Regions from separate parts of the Homo sapiens genome. Here region 2 is linked to region 1. Evidence: read pairs that join two places in POLR2A ChIA-PET (ENCODE). Cell type or tissue: Panc1. All regions are shown on one strand.

Region 1 (8,000 bases):
CCGCCCCCTGCCCCCTCAACTTTTTTTTTTTGAGACAGTGTCTCACTCTCATCTAGGCTGGAGTGCAGTGGCACAATCATGGCTCACTGCTGCCTAGACTTCCTGGGCTCGGGTGATCCTCCTTTCTCAGCCTCCTGAGTAGCTGGGACCATAGGTGCGTGCCACCACACCTGGCTAATTTTTTTGATTATTTAGTAGAGATTGGGTCTCACTATGTTGCCCAGCTGGTCTTGAACTCCTGGGCTCAAGGAATCCACCCGCCTCGGCCTCCCAAAGTGCTGGGATTACAGGCGTGAGCCACTGCGCCTGGCCTGCTCACCTTTTTAATCCCAGCCTCCTCCCCTGGGCCAGGGCAACTGTTCATCTGCTTTCTGCCCCTCTAGATTAGCTTCTGTTTTCCGGAACTTTAGAGTAATGGAATCCTTCCATATGTGCCCCTGTTTGTCTGACTCCTTCTGCTTTTTGTGTGTTTCAATAGCTTCTTCCTCTTCATGGCTGTATTGTATTCCTTGCCACACATATACCCGGCTAATGTATCCATTTCCCTGTGGATGGACACGCAGGCTGTTTCCAGTTTTGGCCTGTTACAGATAGAGTTTTGAAGCTGGTGCAGATAGGGGAGAGCGCTAGCCAGGGAGCCCAGAGGCCCATTCCCTCCCTCTTTTTTGTGAGACGGAGTTTCACTCTTGTCGCCCAGGCTGGAGTGCAATGGTGCATTCTTGGCTCACTACAACCCTACCTCTTGGGTTCAGGTGATTCTCCTGCCTCAGCCGCCCGAGTAGCTGGGATTACAGGCACCCGCCACCACGCCCGGCTAACTTTTTTGTATTTTTAGTAGAGACGGGGTTTCATCATGTTGGCCAGGCTGGTCTCGAACTCCTGACCTCAGGTGATCTGCCTGCCTTGGCCTCCCAGAGTGCTAGGATTATAGGCGTGAGCCACCGCGCCCGTCCTCCCTCCCCTCTTTGTCTTACTGTTCTCTTCTGAAACATGAAGCATTGGACTCACAGTTCCTAGGGGCCCTTGGCTTTAACAGTTGGCTTCCTTCATTTTTCTCTGTTAATGCTGTGCTCCTGTGACAGTGAGGGCCAATGGCAGAGGCTGGGCCTGCTCAGGACCTGGGGGTGCTGGGCTCTGCACTGCCCAAGCCTCATTCTGGAATTCAAGTGGTAAGTTTGTAGACCCTCAGCTCCGGTGAGCTTAGGCTACAGAATTTGGAGCTAGAAAGGACCTGAAGCATTGTCTGTATGGTCGCCTGACTGGGTGCATGGGTCCCCTGAAATGCGTGTTGAGGATCTGCTGGAGCCAGCCCATTGTGGCAGCAGAGCGCTGACGCTTGAATCCCATCCACCCTGGGGGGCTAGGGAAGGGTGGGGTGGGGCTGGGTTTGTCCCACCCCTACTGTCTCCACTGTCCCCTTCCCCCACCATGGCCAACTGGCCTCCCTCCCTGCCTCCCAGCAACCTCAGCAATGCCCTACTTAGACCCCGGAGAGGGGTCTGCCCATCTGTTCACCATGATAAGGCTGGAGGGGGCGGTGGCAGTGGGTTCCTATTGTGTCTGTGGCACCAGATTTGGAGATTAACTCCAAATCACTTCGGTCTCAGGAACAATGAAGTGGCTCCCCCACAGCCTGATGTCACCCCACCAACCTGCTGCTCCCTCTGGGAAGGGAGGATCAGGAAGGGATGGGCTCTGGCTTACTCTGCCTTCCAGAAGCTGCTGAAGCAGCATCTGGGATCCCCATTTGCTCAGGGGCAGGGATGAGGTTGGGGGGCACACCTGGGAAGGCAAAGAAAACAATGTGGCCCCAAGGGCCAGAGACTGTGGTGGCTGGATGGATGTGGAAGGTGGAGCCATGTGGCCTTGGATTCGAAACCTGGTTCTGCCACTTGGGTGACCTTGGATAAGTAAGGTGACCTCCCTGAGCCCCAGTCTCCTCACCTCTGGATGGGGATAATTGTACCTCCCTCTGCAGGGGTGTTGGGAGAATTGAGTAGCACTCCTAGCCCAGCTCCTCGCACATGCTTCATATCTATTGTTTGCTCCACACACCTCAGCCCCAACTGATCTAAGAGCCCTGGCCATCAAGTTTCCTGTGGCACATTTCAGTCCTTGGAGGCTGTCCTGAGTGATAAGGGACAGCCCTCTTGCTCCCTCTCTTCAAGGACAGGACAGGTGCCTGAGAGAGGAAGGGGCTCAAGTCTGAGCTGGGAACGGGCTGGGAAGGGCCATGCCCAGGTCAGGAGCTAGGGATGGGGTTTGGGCTGGGCAGAGCTTGGCTAAATGAAGAAGCCCAGATAAAGTGGTGGTGGCTGGGGGAGAAAGGGTGAAAGCTTAGTCAGGGAAGGAAGTGCCTTTTTTATTTTTATTTTTATTTTTATTTTTTTGAGACAGAGTCTCGCAGTGGCGCAATCTCGGCTTATTGCAACCTCCGCCTCCTGGGTTCAAGCGATTCTCCTGTCTCAGCCTCCTGAGTAGCTGGGATTACAGGTGCGCACCACCACTCCCTGCTAATTTTTGTATTTTTAGTACAGACAGGGTTTCACCATGTTGGTCAGGTTGGTTTCGAACTCCTGACCTCGTGATCTGCCCGCCTTGTCCTCCCAAAGTGCTGGGATTAGAGGCATGAGCCACCGCGCCCAGCCAGGAAGCACCTTCTATCTTTAGCAAGTTCAAATCTCCAGGTCACTGACATCTAGGGACTAGGAAGCTGTGCTGATGTGACTGGAGCCCAGCCACCTGCTGGCTTTGATTAAACAGATAATTTTCAAGAACAGATAAAAGGAGTGATGAGTAGCCAGAGCCAGCAACAGTTCACCAAGAACACGCCAGAATAAATGTCACCCTGAATTAAGGGTCCCTTATCTGATTCTGTCCTCTGATATTTTCATCAAAGGCTTGAGTAATGGCACAGAAGGCTATATTACCAAATTAGTGGGTGATGTGGGGCCAGGAGAGAGCAGGAAGAGATTTAATGTGGAACCAGGCTTCAACACCTGAAGCCTCATCAAAGGCCTGGAGCTGCTCAGTGGCACTAAAGTGCAGTCTGGCGCTGATATTAAAAAGGGTAACTGCTCAGCTTCGGCACAGGAGAGGCCTGGCTCAAAAGGTAACAGGCTGGGCATGGTGTCTCACACCTGCAATCCCAGCACTTTGGGAGGTGGAGGCGGGCGGATCACCTGAAGTCAGGAGTTCAAGACCAGCCTGGCCAACATGGCGAAACCCCGTCTCTACTAAAAATACAAAAATTAGCCAGGTGTGGTGGCAGGTGCTTGTGATCCCACCTACTCAGGGGGCTGAGGCAAGAGAATTGCTTGAACCCGGGAGGCGGAGGTTGCAGTGAGCTGAGATCATGCCACCGCACACCAGCCTGGGCCACAGAGTGAGACTCCATCTCAAAAAAAAAAAAAAAAAAAAGGTTAACAGACACTGATTTTTTCTCTTGTCTTGGAATTTGCCACCAGTATGCACAGCCAAGGACAAAGAGATGCTCTCAGTTCTCCCCAGCCTGGATAACTAAAAGAAAAGAAGGAGGATCCCTCTAGTTGTGGGTTGTCAGCCTCAGAGAGGAAACCTGGCAGAGTTGGAGCTGCAGGCTCCCAGGTATCACTCATAGAAACTGCAGGAAGGGGAGATGGCATCTTTTTCCCAGGTTGGATGTCTACTTTGAAATGAGCTCACTGCTCTGCTCCCAGTGCCTGTTTGAACAAGGGCAAAGAGCATGGGGAAAGGTGGCAAGGGTCTCTGGGGGCCCTCTCACTCCCATTGTCCAGCATGTATTCCATAGTCAGTAGTGGCCTGGTCACGTGTTTCCTCTTCCAGGAAACAACTGTGGGAGAGTGTTGATTTGGGGAGTCAGCCCGGTCAAAGGCATGACCTTTTCCCCAGGAACCTTGGTCTCCTCCAGCCAAAGGGCAGAGGTCATTGGCTGAACATTTTGCTGCCGTTGGTCGCGAGTCTAGGCTCTGGGCAGGGTTTGCTCAGGACATGTGGTGAAGTGGGTGAAGTGTTCCTAACTCCTGTCTCCTTTGGATGATGGGTTCTGTGAACCGTGTCCACCTGGGGGCTCCTCCACCCATGGGAAGCTGCCCAGTGAGCTGGGAGGCTGGTGAACAGCGGGACACTGCTGGCCCAGAGCTATTGTGACTGGGCTGCAGCCCTGGCCCAGCACATCCATCACCATGGAAATGCCTGTGGCTCTGCCCAGTGCTTCACATACAGGGTGAATGTGGAACAGTCCCTGCCTGCAGGACCTTGGGTCTTTCTAAACTGTAGTTTTGTAATCTGTAAAACAGGGGTGTTAATCCTCACTTAAACCACAGCGTTGTTCTTTTTGTTTTGTTTTGTTTTGTTTTTTGTTTTTGAGACAGAGTTTTGCTGTTGTCACCCAGACTAGAGTGCAATGGCGCAATCTCGGCTCACTGCAACCTCCGCCTCCTGGGTTCAAGCAATTCTCCTGCCTCAGCCTCCCAAGTAGCTGGGATTACAGGTGTCCGCCACCACGCCTGGCTAATTTTTGTATTTTTAGTAGAGATGGGGTTTCGCCATGTTGGCCAGGCTGGTCTTGAACTCCTGACCTCAGGTGATCTGCCTACCTTGGCCTCTCAAAGTGCTGGGATTATAGGTGTGAGCCACCGCACCCAGCCCCACAGTGTTGTTCTGATGATCAAATGAGAGAGTGATGTGAGAGCTCTGTAACTGCAAAATGCTGTTCATATGGATTCTCGAGGGGGTGCTGTTCACTGGCCAGAGAGGGTCACGGAGGTCAATTCCATCACAGTCCTTGCCCTAAGGGGCTGGCACCACCCACGAGGCCCTCCCCTGCAGCTGGGAGACTGAGAGGCAGGAGTGTGAGTCTCTGTGTTTGTCCAGATGTGGATGTGGTAAATTTCCAGCATCAGAGTGACTCAACCTCAGAGATTAGCAGTTTTCATCTGAAATCAGAGTCAGAGAAGGCTGGGCCCTTACTGGTGTGTGTGTGTGTGTGTGTGTGTGTGTTGGAAAGTTGGGCTATGTGGATACTAATTTTGGCTACACCATTATCTCGCTTCATGACCTTGAATATGTCACTTCCACTTCGAACCAAAATCCCTTCCTCTGAAACAGGAGCTGGAACAATTATCTGAGTGAGTGTGTGTGTGTGTGTGTGTGTATCTTTGCAACCTTTGAGAAAAAGTAATGGCTGCCGGACTCGGTGGCTCACGCCTGTAATCCTAGCACTTTAGGAGGCTGAGGCGGGCAGATTACTTGAGGTCAGGAGTTCAAGACCAGCCTGGCCAACATGGTAAAACCCTGTCTCTACTAAAAATACAAACATTAGCCGGGTGTGGTGATGGGCGCCTGTAATCCCAGCTACTTGGGAGGCTGAGACAGGAGAATTGCTTGAACCTGGGAGGTGGAGTTTGCAGTGAGCCAAGATCATGCCCCTGCACTCCAGCCTGGGCAACACAGCAAGACTCCATCTCAATAATAATAATAATAATAATAATAATAAAAGATGCTGTTGTTCCAGCATCAAGGCTCCTTCCTCACTGGGCAAGAGGAAGGTACTGAGTCCACGACAGATTGAACTTTTCAGGGGTTACCTGAGAAACAGAGTCATTCCAACTTCTTACCTGAATCCAGCTTTGGGATTGAGAGGGGGCCACAGCTTTGTGCTGCTCAATGGAAATGGTGATGTGAGCTGCAAGGGAGGGAGCTTGGCTTGGTCACTGTCGGCAGTGCCTCTTTCTTCTGCCAACTTGTCTGTCCTAAACACATCCTTCCCTGGCCCTGGACAACCCTCTCTTGCCTCTAGCTTCCTGAGATAAGTTATGGGAAGGCTACTGGGCTTGGGGGTAGGGGGAAATGCTGAGCCTGCAGAAAGAGCTAAATGTGGGAATGTGAGGGCCTGAGGTAAAATAGGATTTCTTTTCTTTCTTTCTTTCTTTTTTTTTTTTTTTTTTTTGAGACAGAGTCTCACTCTGTCGCCCAGGCTGGAGTGCAGTGGCATGATTTCGGCTCACTGCAACCTTCGCCTCCCAGGTTCAAGTGATTCTCCTGCCTCAGCCTCCTGAGTAACTGGGATTACAGGTGCACGCCACCACACCCAGCTAATTTTTGTATTTTTGGTAGAGACAGGGTTTCTCCATGTTGGCCAGGCTGGTCTCAAACTCCTGACCTCAGGTGATCTGCCCACCTCTACCTCCCAAAGTGCTGGGATTGTAGGGGTGAGCCATCGCACCCGGCCAGAATAGGATTTCTTAGCTCCAATGGAATCTGTCATCTTTGAAGGATGACATCTTTAGATTACAGCCTCCTCTCTCACCGAGGTTCTGAATAAGAAATGACCACATCATAAATAGCTCTGAACTTCTGCCACACCTTTGCTGAAGATGTGGATCATCATGGGACAGTACACAGCAGGTGGGTAAGAGCATATGCCTCGCAGCCATCGGCCTGTGTTCAAATCCCCGCTTTGCCATCAATTCACTGCCTGATATTGAGCAAGCGGGCTGCTTTGAGCCTTGGTCGAATCTGGCACGCAATTGAGAATAACATATGTATTTTATATTGTTGTAGTCTTCACTTATAGAAGGACTTGCAAGCTAAACTTCTTTTATAATTTAGTGTGGGGTGAGGAGGAAGGATCAGCCTTCTCTCTTCATCAGTGAGATTTCGATGGATCAGCATTTCCCAAAGCATGTGCTGTGACATACAGGGCTCGGAGAGATGTCGTGCAAACAGAGGCTCTGGTATTTGGAATGAGTTTGGGCAGTGCTGGATTAAGCAGGGGTAAACAGCATCTTTGCTGCAAGACTTTTCATAACCTTTATTAAGCTAAGATGCCTTGCGAAGCTCCATGAGTCGGTGATATTGACAGCATTTTCCCAAATTCATTTGACCAACGAACCATTTTTTCCACGAGGCATACCATGGGACACGTTTTGAAAAGAATTGTCGTTACATCCCTCTTTCTCTCTTGGCCCCCGGAAACTTCTATTTCCATCTGATGCTCACCCCGAGTAACCAAATCAGCGGGGATCTGGGTATATTTATACCCCACCTCCACTCTGCTGTGCTGGTTTTCTATTTTTGTTTTGCTGTACATATATCTTTTAGTGCAGGATGCCTCAGATGCTGTGTGGAAATGAGGGGGGTGGGGATGGCATCATCTGGAGAGAAGGAGCCCACGCTAGAACCTCAGGCAATTCTGAGATCTTAGGAGATGTGAGCAGGGACATGGGTGCAGTTCACCACTGCTCTGCCCAGCTGTCACAATGCTGATCACCCCTAGGGAGATGGGGATAAATGCAGCCCCTTAGGGGACTTCTCCCAGGTCTGTTTGTAAAGTCTGTCCCAGGCGATAAAGAAAGGAGGGCAAGTGTCATCACATTTATGTCCTGCAAGCACTGCTTAAGAAAATAAGAGTCACCTTGAACTGGTCATTGCCAACCTCAAAAACAAGCTAATTTCTGCTATTGTTGCATTTAGCTGTTTTAAGAAAGACAGAGGCAGGTGGGACAGGGCAGTAAGCCTCAGATTTTGATGTGGTGGCCTTAGGAGTGGGTGAGTCAATGGCAACTAAGCCCCCTGAGGGCTGCAGGCCAACAAGGAGCTGCCAGGAGTGCTGTCACAGGAGGGCTGGCTGTGTCCTGCCTCTGGGGGCAGGGAGTGCAGGTGCCATCATTTCTTCCTTTGAACTCTGAACCCCCCATCAAAGCTTCCCTCTCTGTATCTTTCAGTTGACCTATGCGGGTAACGAGGGGCGGTGTGGGCACTGGGAGAAAGTGTCCCTACTCCCACTCTCTTTATTTCTCCAGTATATTTCAATCTGCAGGTATTAAACCATTAGCAGGTAGAGACATCAATTTAGTGGATCGTGACCAGCATTTTATAACATGCAATAGAACAGAACGTATTAGAATCATTGGCTGTAGCAGGGTTGCTAAGAATTATTTTGTGAAAGGTAGGCAGATAGATAGGCATGGAGCTAGATAGGTACAGAGCTGTGTGCT
Region 2 (8,000 bases), 96 kb after region 1:
GAGCGTCACTTCACCTCACCAGCCTCCGCCTTCCCTAGAGCAAAGAAGCAAGGACACCCTACTGCCCTCAATGAGCTGCTTGAGCCTGAATGTAGACAGTTTACATGCACACACCTGGCAGATAGAAGCTGCTTAATCAACGATGGTAGAAGCTCAAAGGGGTTAGCAGAAGATGGGGTTTGACCACTGGCTTAGCCTGCAAAAGTCCTACCCTTCCTTCCAGGCCTAACTCTTTTTTTTTTTTTTTGAGGTGGAATTTCACTCTTGTTGCCCAGGCTGGAGTGCAATGGCAAGATCTTGGCTCACTGCATCCTCTGCCTCCTGGGTTCAAGAGATTCTCCTGTCTCAGCCTCCTGAGTAGCTGGGATTACAGGTGCATGCCATCATGCCCGGCTAATTTTTGTATTTTTAGTAGAGATGGGGCTTCATCATATTGATCAGTCTGGTCTCGAACTCTTGACCTCAGGTGATCTGCCTGCCTCGGCCTCCAAAAGTGCTGGGATTACAGGCATGAGCCACCATGCCCGGCCCAGGCCCAACTTTTAAAAGTAGTAATATAATTTACCCTTATTTTTGTTTGTTTTGAAACAGGGTCTCACTCTGTCACCCAGGCTGGAGTACAGAGGCACGATCTTGGCTCACTGCAACCTCCACCTCCTGGGTTCAAGCGATTCTCATACCTCAACCTCCCCAGTAGCTGGGACTACAGACACACGCCACCACACCTGGCTAATTTTTGTATTTTTAGTAGAGATGGGATTTCGCCATGTTAGCCAGGCTGGTAATTTACCCTTTATTGAGAACTCAATACATAGCAGGTATCTTGCTAAATAAGAGCTTCACATACACCCATCATTTTATTTTATGCCTGCAATACTTATGAAGTAGGGATTTATCATTCCCCTTTTACAGATGAGGAAACTGAGGCTTACAGTATTTTATGACTTGCTTGAGGTGATGCAGTAAGAAGAGATGCTGCCAGGCCTTTCAGATTTCAGAGCCCATGTTCTTAACCACCGCATGATAACAGCAACTTAAATGCCACCACCTACATGAAAGCTTGGTGCCCAGCAAGCCTTTCCTCTTCTAAACACTCGTAACTCTGTACTCTTCCCCGTCTGTGACATCTGCCTCCATCTGCTTTAGTGTGTGTATATATGTGTGTGTGTGTATGTGTGTGTGTGTGGTGAGCACACATTTCTTTTTTTTTTTTTTTTTTCTTACTCCCTTAAAAGAGCATGAAGAGCATACGTTCCTTGAGGGTTGAAGTCATGTTCAGTCCTCTCTCTCCCAGGGTCAAGCCAAGTCCCTGGCACACTGTGGATATTCTACCTGTGTCTGGTGAGCAGATGAAGGAATGAGGGCCCCGGGTTTCCTTCTGCCAGGCTCTATCCCCATGGAGGACAGTCAAAGAAAAAGCAGGCAGTTGCACTTCAGAGATATAAATAAGCGTCATCAGAGAATCACTGGGATGTTTACTCAGGAGAGCATAGGGAAGATGTGTTCTAGAACAAGGAGACCAGCCTTTCATGACAAAGGTGGGTGTGCAGACCCTCCTGGAGGCAGGGGAGGGAGTGATGGCTTCTGGAAGGCCCTCCTGGCCTGTGATGTTGATGCCTGTGCTGGACGTTGTCTCTGTCTGCCCATCCTGCTCCGCCCTGTTCTCTTCCCTGTAGGAGATCACAGAAAGAGGAGAGAGTGGGGCTGGGGTGGTGCTTCCAGGTGGGTGGTGCTGGGTCGGGTAGCAGCTCTTTGTTGTTGGGCTCAGGAGTCTGTGTTATCCAGTTATCCATGTGACTTCCCTACACCCTGAACACATCTTTGTGGAGAGTCCTTTTTTTAGACCCTTTTCACATGATCCTGATTTGATGGTGCCCTTTGTTCCTGCAGAGACCCTGACTGATGGGGTGGAACGCCCTTTTCTGTACTTTTTGGGCCACTCCCTGAGGTTGGATCTATGCTGATATATTTCGGCATCCCCATGCCTGGCATAGTCCTGGGGTTGTGGTTCCTTGTTTATTTTTTATTTTGATTTGTTAGAGACAAGGTCTTGCTCTGTCACCCAGGCTGAAGTGCAGTGGTATGATCATCGCTCACTGCAGCCATGAACTCCTGGGCTCAAACGATCCTCCTGCCTCAGCCTCCTGAGTAGCTGGGACTACAGGTGTGCTGGTGTGCACCTCTGCACCCAGCAGGTTGTAGGGTTTTTTTGTTTTTTTGAGACAGGGTCCTAGGCTGGAGTGCAGTGGTGCGATCTTGGCTCTCTGCAACCTCTACCTCCCAGGTTCAAGCGATTCTCCCATCGTAGCCTCTGGAGTCACTGGGACTACAGGTCATGCCACCATGCCAGCTAATTTTTGTATTTTTTGGTAGAGACAGGGTTTCTGCATGTTGGCCAGGCTGGTAGCAAACGCCTCACCTCAAGTGATCCACCAGACTTGGCCTCCCAAAGTATTGGGATTAGAGGCGTGAGCCACCATGCCCAGCTAGGTTGTGGTTCAAATAGCTAGCATTTATTGAGCACTTACTATGTGCCTGACATTATTCCCTGTATTCGTCAATCCTCACAACAATCCCATGATTATCATCCCCACTTACAGATGAGGAAACTAAGACACACAGATATTGAAGAGCTTGTCCCAGGTTACAATGGGGTGGATCTGGGATTGGAGCCCAGGCACTGTGACTCCTGAGCTGACAGTGTGACTCTCAGCCCCATCTTTGGACTGCCTTTCTGCTTGTTGTATGGGACTGATGCCTCTTAGCTTTGGGATTGAAAATAATTTGCTTCTTTGCTAACTCAGCAACTCAGGTGGAATGGGAATGAAAAGAATTTGTTTCTTTGCCAACTCAGTAACTCAGGTGGAATGGGCAGAAGGTGGAATGTAGGTCACCATGGCAACTGGATCAACGAGGTGCCTCAGCTGGCGAGTCCTTGAGGCTGAGGTTCTACTGCTGGCAGACAGAAAGGTGTGGTTGGCATGGGGCAATGCTTGAGGTATCAGATGCACTGGGAGGACCTGGAAGAGTACCAGGTGGGTAGATCGGGCTAGGGACTCTGGGCAGAGGTGGGAGCTTCCTAAAGCAGGTGGAATGAATGGGAAAATTCCTTCCTGACGCTCTAGCAGGGGTGTCCAATTTTTGGCTTCCCTGGGCCACATTGGAAGAAGAATTGTCTTGGGCCACACATAAAATACACTAACACTAATGCTTGCTGATGAGCTAATAAAAAAAAATCACGAAAAAATCTGATAATGTTTTAAGAAAGTTTACAAATATGTGTTGGGACCCCATTCAAAGCTGTCCTGGGCTGCATGTGGCCTGCAGGCCGTGGGTTGGACAAGCTTGCTCTAGAGTTTACCAGGCGGGGTAGCGGTGGTCCCTCTCTTTGCTAAATCTGCATCCATGTGGCCCAGATGAGATCTCTAAGGTTACCTTCCTCCATCTGTCTCCTGCACCAGAGCCCAGAGTTTCACTCTTGTCTCTGATCTGCTCTCCACATCTGTGCCAATGCCCTCCTTCCCAGGGCTGTAAGAGACTAGGGGGTAAGAAAGAGCACCATTTCCTCTCCTGCTGCCACCTCAGGCATCCACCTCAACCTGGGGTTCCCCCAGCTGTGCAGCAAAAGAATGGGCATTTCCTCCCCAGCCTCTGAATTGCGCCACTCCCCAGGGGCCACAGCAGGGATGAATGGAGTGGACACGTCGCTTCTCTGTGATTTGTTGCAGGCCCTGACCTTCCTGACCAGAAATGAAATTCTGTGGTGAGTAGAAGCCCCGCCCCTCTTTCCTTCTCCCAGCTCCTCCCTCTGAGCTGGATTCTTGCCCTAATACAGCCTCACGCTGGTCCCTGAGTGTGGTCCCTGCTCAGAGCCACACAGCCCTGGAGATGGGGCTGGGACACGGCAGGCAGGGATGGGAGGGCCCAGGGGCCACGATCCGCAGAGCCCCACTGGAGCTGAATGAGACACCAGGCTTTAGGCTGCTAACCTTTTACTGGGATCCAAAGTGAGGTTTCTTCAGAGGATCATGGAGCTGGACAGAACCTCTTTGGAATAATGAGGAGAACAAGGAAAGGACTTGGGGAACTTATGTCTGAAGCCCATTTTGGCTGTCCACTGGCTGGGTAAACTTGGATGCATGACTGAAGCCCAGACTTCCCTCTCCACCTCCCTCCCTCCCTCCCTCCCTCCCTGCCCTTTCTCCGGTGCCTGTGATGTGCTGGCCTCGTGGAGGCCCTGAGGGTGGGGTGGTGAGCAGCCCCGCTCCCTGTTGTCATGCGGACCGCTGTCCAGTGGGGAAGAAACTTCATTCAACGTGGAGGTGGCCAAATACCCTTCTCGTGGGGCTGTGGGGGAGAGTGAATAGTGTGAGAGGTGTGTGTGTGTTTGTGTGTTTGGGCCAAGCCAGGTGCCCAACAAAACCTGTTAGATGAATAAAGGAGCTCACCAAGACACTTTCAGGGGAAGGTGGGGGAAGGTTCCCTCTCATCATCTTTGCTTGGACTAACCCTCCCCAGTCACCACACGGAAGCCACATTTCCCACTCAGGGTCTGGTGGTGGCAGGTAACAACTTTGTCACAAGTGCAAGACTCTCCAGGCACAAATGAGGATGGGGGATGGCCAGGGCACGGGGAGCTAACCAGGGGCTGTCACCCAGTGACATTGTTTCCCTTTTGAAAATAATATTCACTCACTTTTTTAAATATAGAAAAATATGACATAACTCCAAATGACCCATATCCTACTACCCATATAACCTCTATTGAAATTTTCTGAAAAGTATCACATGAATAAAAATAAAATGAAATCTAAAAAAAAATGCTACCTGGCTAGAAAATTCAAAATTCAAATAATGGTTCTCAGTCATAAGTGGGAGTTGAACAATGAGAACACATGGACACAGGGAGGGGAACATCACACACTGGGGCCTGTTGGGGGGTGGGGGTCTAGGGGAGGGATAGCATGAAGAGAAATATCTAATGTAGATGACAGGTTGATGGGTGCAGCAAACCACCATGACATGTGTATACCTATGTAACAAACCTGCATGTTCTGCACATGTATCCCAGAACTTAAAATATAATTTAAAAAAAAAAAAAGAAAATTCAAATAGTGTAAAAGTTCTAAGTGAAAAGAAAATGTCTCCATTCTCTCCTCCCAGTCCTTTTCCCTCAAGGCCGCCTCTGCTCACTGTTGGTTTGTCTTACCATCTAGCCTTCTGGAAGAATTTTCCATACATAAGCCAACACATTTATCCTCCTTTTACCCCATTCACATGGTTGCATTTATCCCTTCATACTGTTCTGTACCTTTTTTTTTTTTAAGCTTTTGGGGTTTTTTTTGAGACAGAGTCTTGCTCTGTCTCCCAGGCTAGAGTGCAGTGGTGCAATCTTGGCTCACTGCAACCTGTGCCTCCCTGGTTTAAATAATTCTCTTGCCTCAGCCTCCTGAGTAGCTGGGACTACAGGTGCCTGCCACCACGCCCGGCAAATTTTTGTATTTCTGTAGAGATAGGGTTTCACCATGTTGGCCAGGCTGTTCTCAAACTCCTGACCTCCAGTGATCCTCCCACCTTGGCATCCCAAAGTGCTGGGATTACAGGGGTGAGCCACTGCACCCGGCCTACATTTTAGAACTTCGATGGGTGAGACAATGTTGTCCTTCAAAGGAGTTGCACCAGTTTGTACTCTCAGCAAGGGGGCATGGCCATGCCTGCCCCTCTTTCTAACCCAGGGGCTTCAAATGGCATTCATGGATCCACCCCTGGGGTTCCTCCTATATGCCAGGAGAGAGCATGGGGTGGTGGACGAGAGGAGTGAGAGGAGTATGGGAAGGGTTCAGGCTCTCTCTCGAACATCGATCCTCCATTTTCATTTGTTCTGCCTTGGCCTTCGGAGAAAGAGTTCCTTGGAAGCGAGCCATGCTTATGGACGCCTCCCTTCTGAACCTCCCACCCAGGACCTGAGACGACCTCCTCCCAGATCCTGTTTCCAGTCTGTTTCCATCCCTGTGGAAGGTGCCTTTCCCCGGAGAAGAGCACAGTTTGGCTCCGCGTTGTGTTGGGGAGGTGGGTCCCTGTGAGTGCTGCCAGGGAAGGCTCCAGTTCACAGTTCACGGTTCATGGTTCAGTGCAAACTTCTCTAACAAGCAGTTCTTAAAGCTCTTTCTGTCCTGCCCCTTCTCTTGAGAGACCCATTCCTGAGCATGAAGGGCCTGTGCCTGCCCCTGGGTAGCTCCTGCTCAGGAGGCTCCCACTCTCAAAGGCCGGCGTGCGTCAGCGCTGGGGGTGGTGGGGTTGGGGACGCCACTGCATAAGGAAGGCAGAGTAGAGGGCAAAGTATCCAACTCCTATTACTTGGACACCTTCAGATAAGACAGAGTGAGAAGCACTAGTGGGGCCAGGGACAGCAGTGCAGAAACTCTCAAATGGGAAGGTGATACCAGTGAGAGCCCTCTGCTGCTTTAAACCAAGGGGAGTCTCCAGACCCAGGAGACCACAGCCTGGGAAGCAGCTGAGAATGTGGAATAGCTGTCAAGAGCTTTGAAGAGTGGAAGAGGACCAGCGAAGGCAGGAGATGCTGAAATGTCCCAGTTCAAAATGAGAAGTACACCTTGACCCAGCCATTCCACTTGCATGAAGAGGACACAGGTGAAGTAAGTGCTGATTCATCCCTCTGTGGAAGACTGCCCTTAGAGAGGAGGGGAAGAGCTTTCTGTTTGATATAGAGCCATCTCCAAGGTATATTATTAAGTTAAGAAAGCAAAGTTCAGGGGGCTTCCAGTTACGTGGAGAATAGAGCATTTTCTTTGACCTCTGTTTACTAAAAGGAGAGTAAAGGAATTAAAAAAAACAAAAAGAAGAAGAAAGAAACCCATAAGGACAAAGAGAACACAAGCAATGACAGCAGATGAGAGAGGTCAACAAAAATTTTACAAGTGCAAAGCAGATAGACCCATGACGCAGACTTAGCTGAATAGAAAGTTGAAAGAATTTTGCCTGCAGGGGTTGGATGATGGAATCGAGAACGCAGAAAGGCTCAGGAACCTCCAAATGCCAGGATGCAGGATCAGGTGAAAACAGAAAGGCAGATTGAAAGTCTTATGTGATTCCTTCTCTCTCCCTCTGCAATCCACAATCAACTTGGCACCCCTGCCCTGCCCCAGCGGAAGACAGGAGCTAACCATCTGGGGAGAGCTGGAGCCAGACAGGCCCCTGACTCAGGGCCACCAGCATGATGAAGAGCAGGGTGAGCTTCTGGTCAGCATTTTAGAGCCTCCCTGTAAGTAGAAATCGAAAGCTAAGGGACACCAGGTATTTGAGGAAAGAATAAAAAACGGCCTACACACACTAAGTCATGCCATCATGACATTTCAGACTGGCAGAGATGATGAGAAGATCCTGAGTGCTTCCACGGAGAGCAAAACAGACTACAGAGAATCAGGAATGAGAATAGCTTTGGACTTATGTTGGAAGACAGTGGCTAAACACATTCAAAATTCTAAGGAAAAAATTTCAATCTAGAAATAAGTTCTAGCTAAGCCATTAATCAAGAGTCAGGGCAGGATAACAATACTTTTTGTCATGCAAATTAAAAAAATCATCTCTTATGGACCTTTTCATAGGAAGCTTTTGGGAGATGTGCTTCATTAAAACTAGCGAGTAAACCAAGAAAAAAGAAGACCCAGGATCGGGGAAACAAAGGCTTTCAACCTAGAGGCAAAACGAATTACAAGGAAGATAGTGAAGGGAAGCTGAAGGATGACAGCAGGACAGTCGGCCTGGAAAGCAATCAGTCCAGATTAGAATTAGGGAGTCAGGGGTTCCAAGAGTGGTGTCTCTAAGAGACAAAATGAATCTATCTAGATACCATATTGAGAGGTACTTATTTCTGCAGAAAGTTTGGAGATGAAATAAAGATAGGCACACAAAAACCAAGGCAAAAAACTGAAAGTGATTATTCATTCTGGGAAAAACAAAAAGACTTGCAGGAAAGAAGT

Evidence for each region. ChIA-PET counts read pairs that join two places held together with the same protein. Peaks named below come from ENCODE experiments on the same cell type or tissue, not always from the same donor. Only the 100,000 strongest peaks of a DNase experiment are listed, where the experiment ranks them.
Region 2: POLR2A ChIA-PET joins it to region 1 with 16 read pairs; 3 of 35 experiments call an interaction of 5 or more read pairs at or near these places.

The regions. Positions count from the first base shown.
Region 1 is chr2:26,732,210-26,740,209 of GRCh38, reverse strand. KCNK3 (potassium two pore domain channel subfamily K member 3) reads right to left here. Exons shown (of 2, transcript NM_002246.3): 2 at 6,790-8,000. Among named protein-coding and RNA genes, the nearest start is that of SLC35F6, 28 kb to the left of the region's middle. RefSeq lists enhancers at 1,275-1,775, 1,776-2,276. In Panc1, no CTCF peak of the experiment used is centred here; no DNase peak of the experiment used is centred here; H3K27ac peaks cover 4,985 bases.
Region 2 is chr2:26,636,296-26,644,295 of GRCh38, reverse strand. It overlaps CIB4 (calcium and integrin binding family member 4), which reads left to right and starts at 2,930. Exons shown (of 7, transcript NM_001029881.3): 1 at 2,930-3,035; 2 at 3,729-3,763. The coding sequence starts at 2,982. In Panc1, no CTCF peak of the experiment used is centred here; no DNase peak of the experiment used is centred here.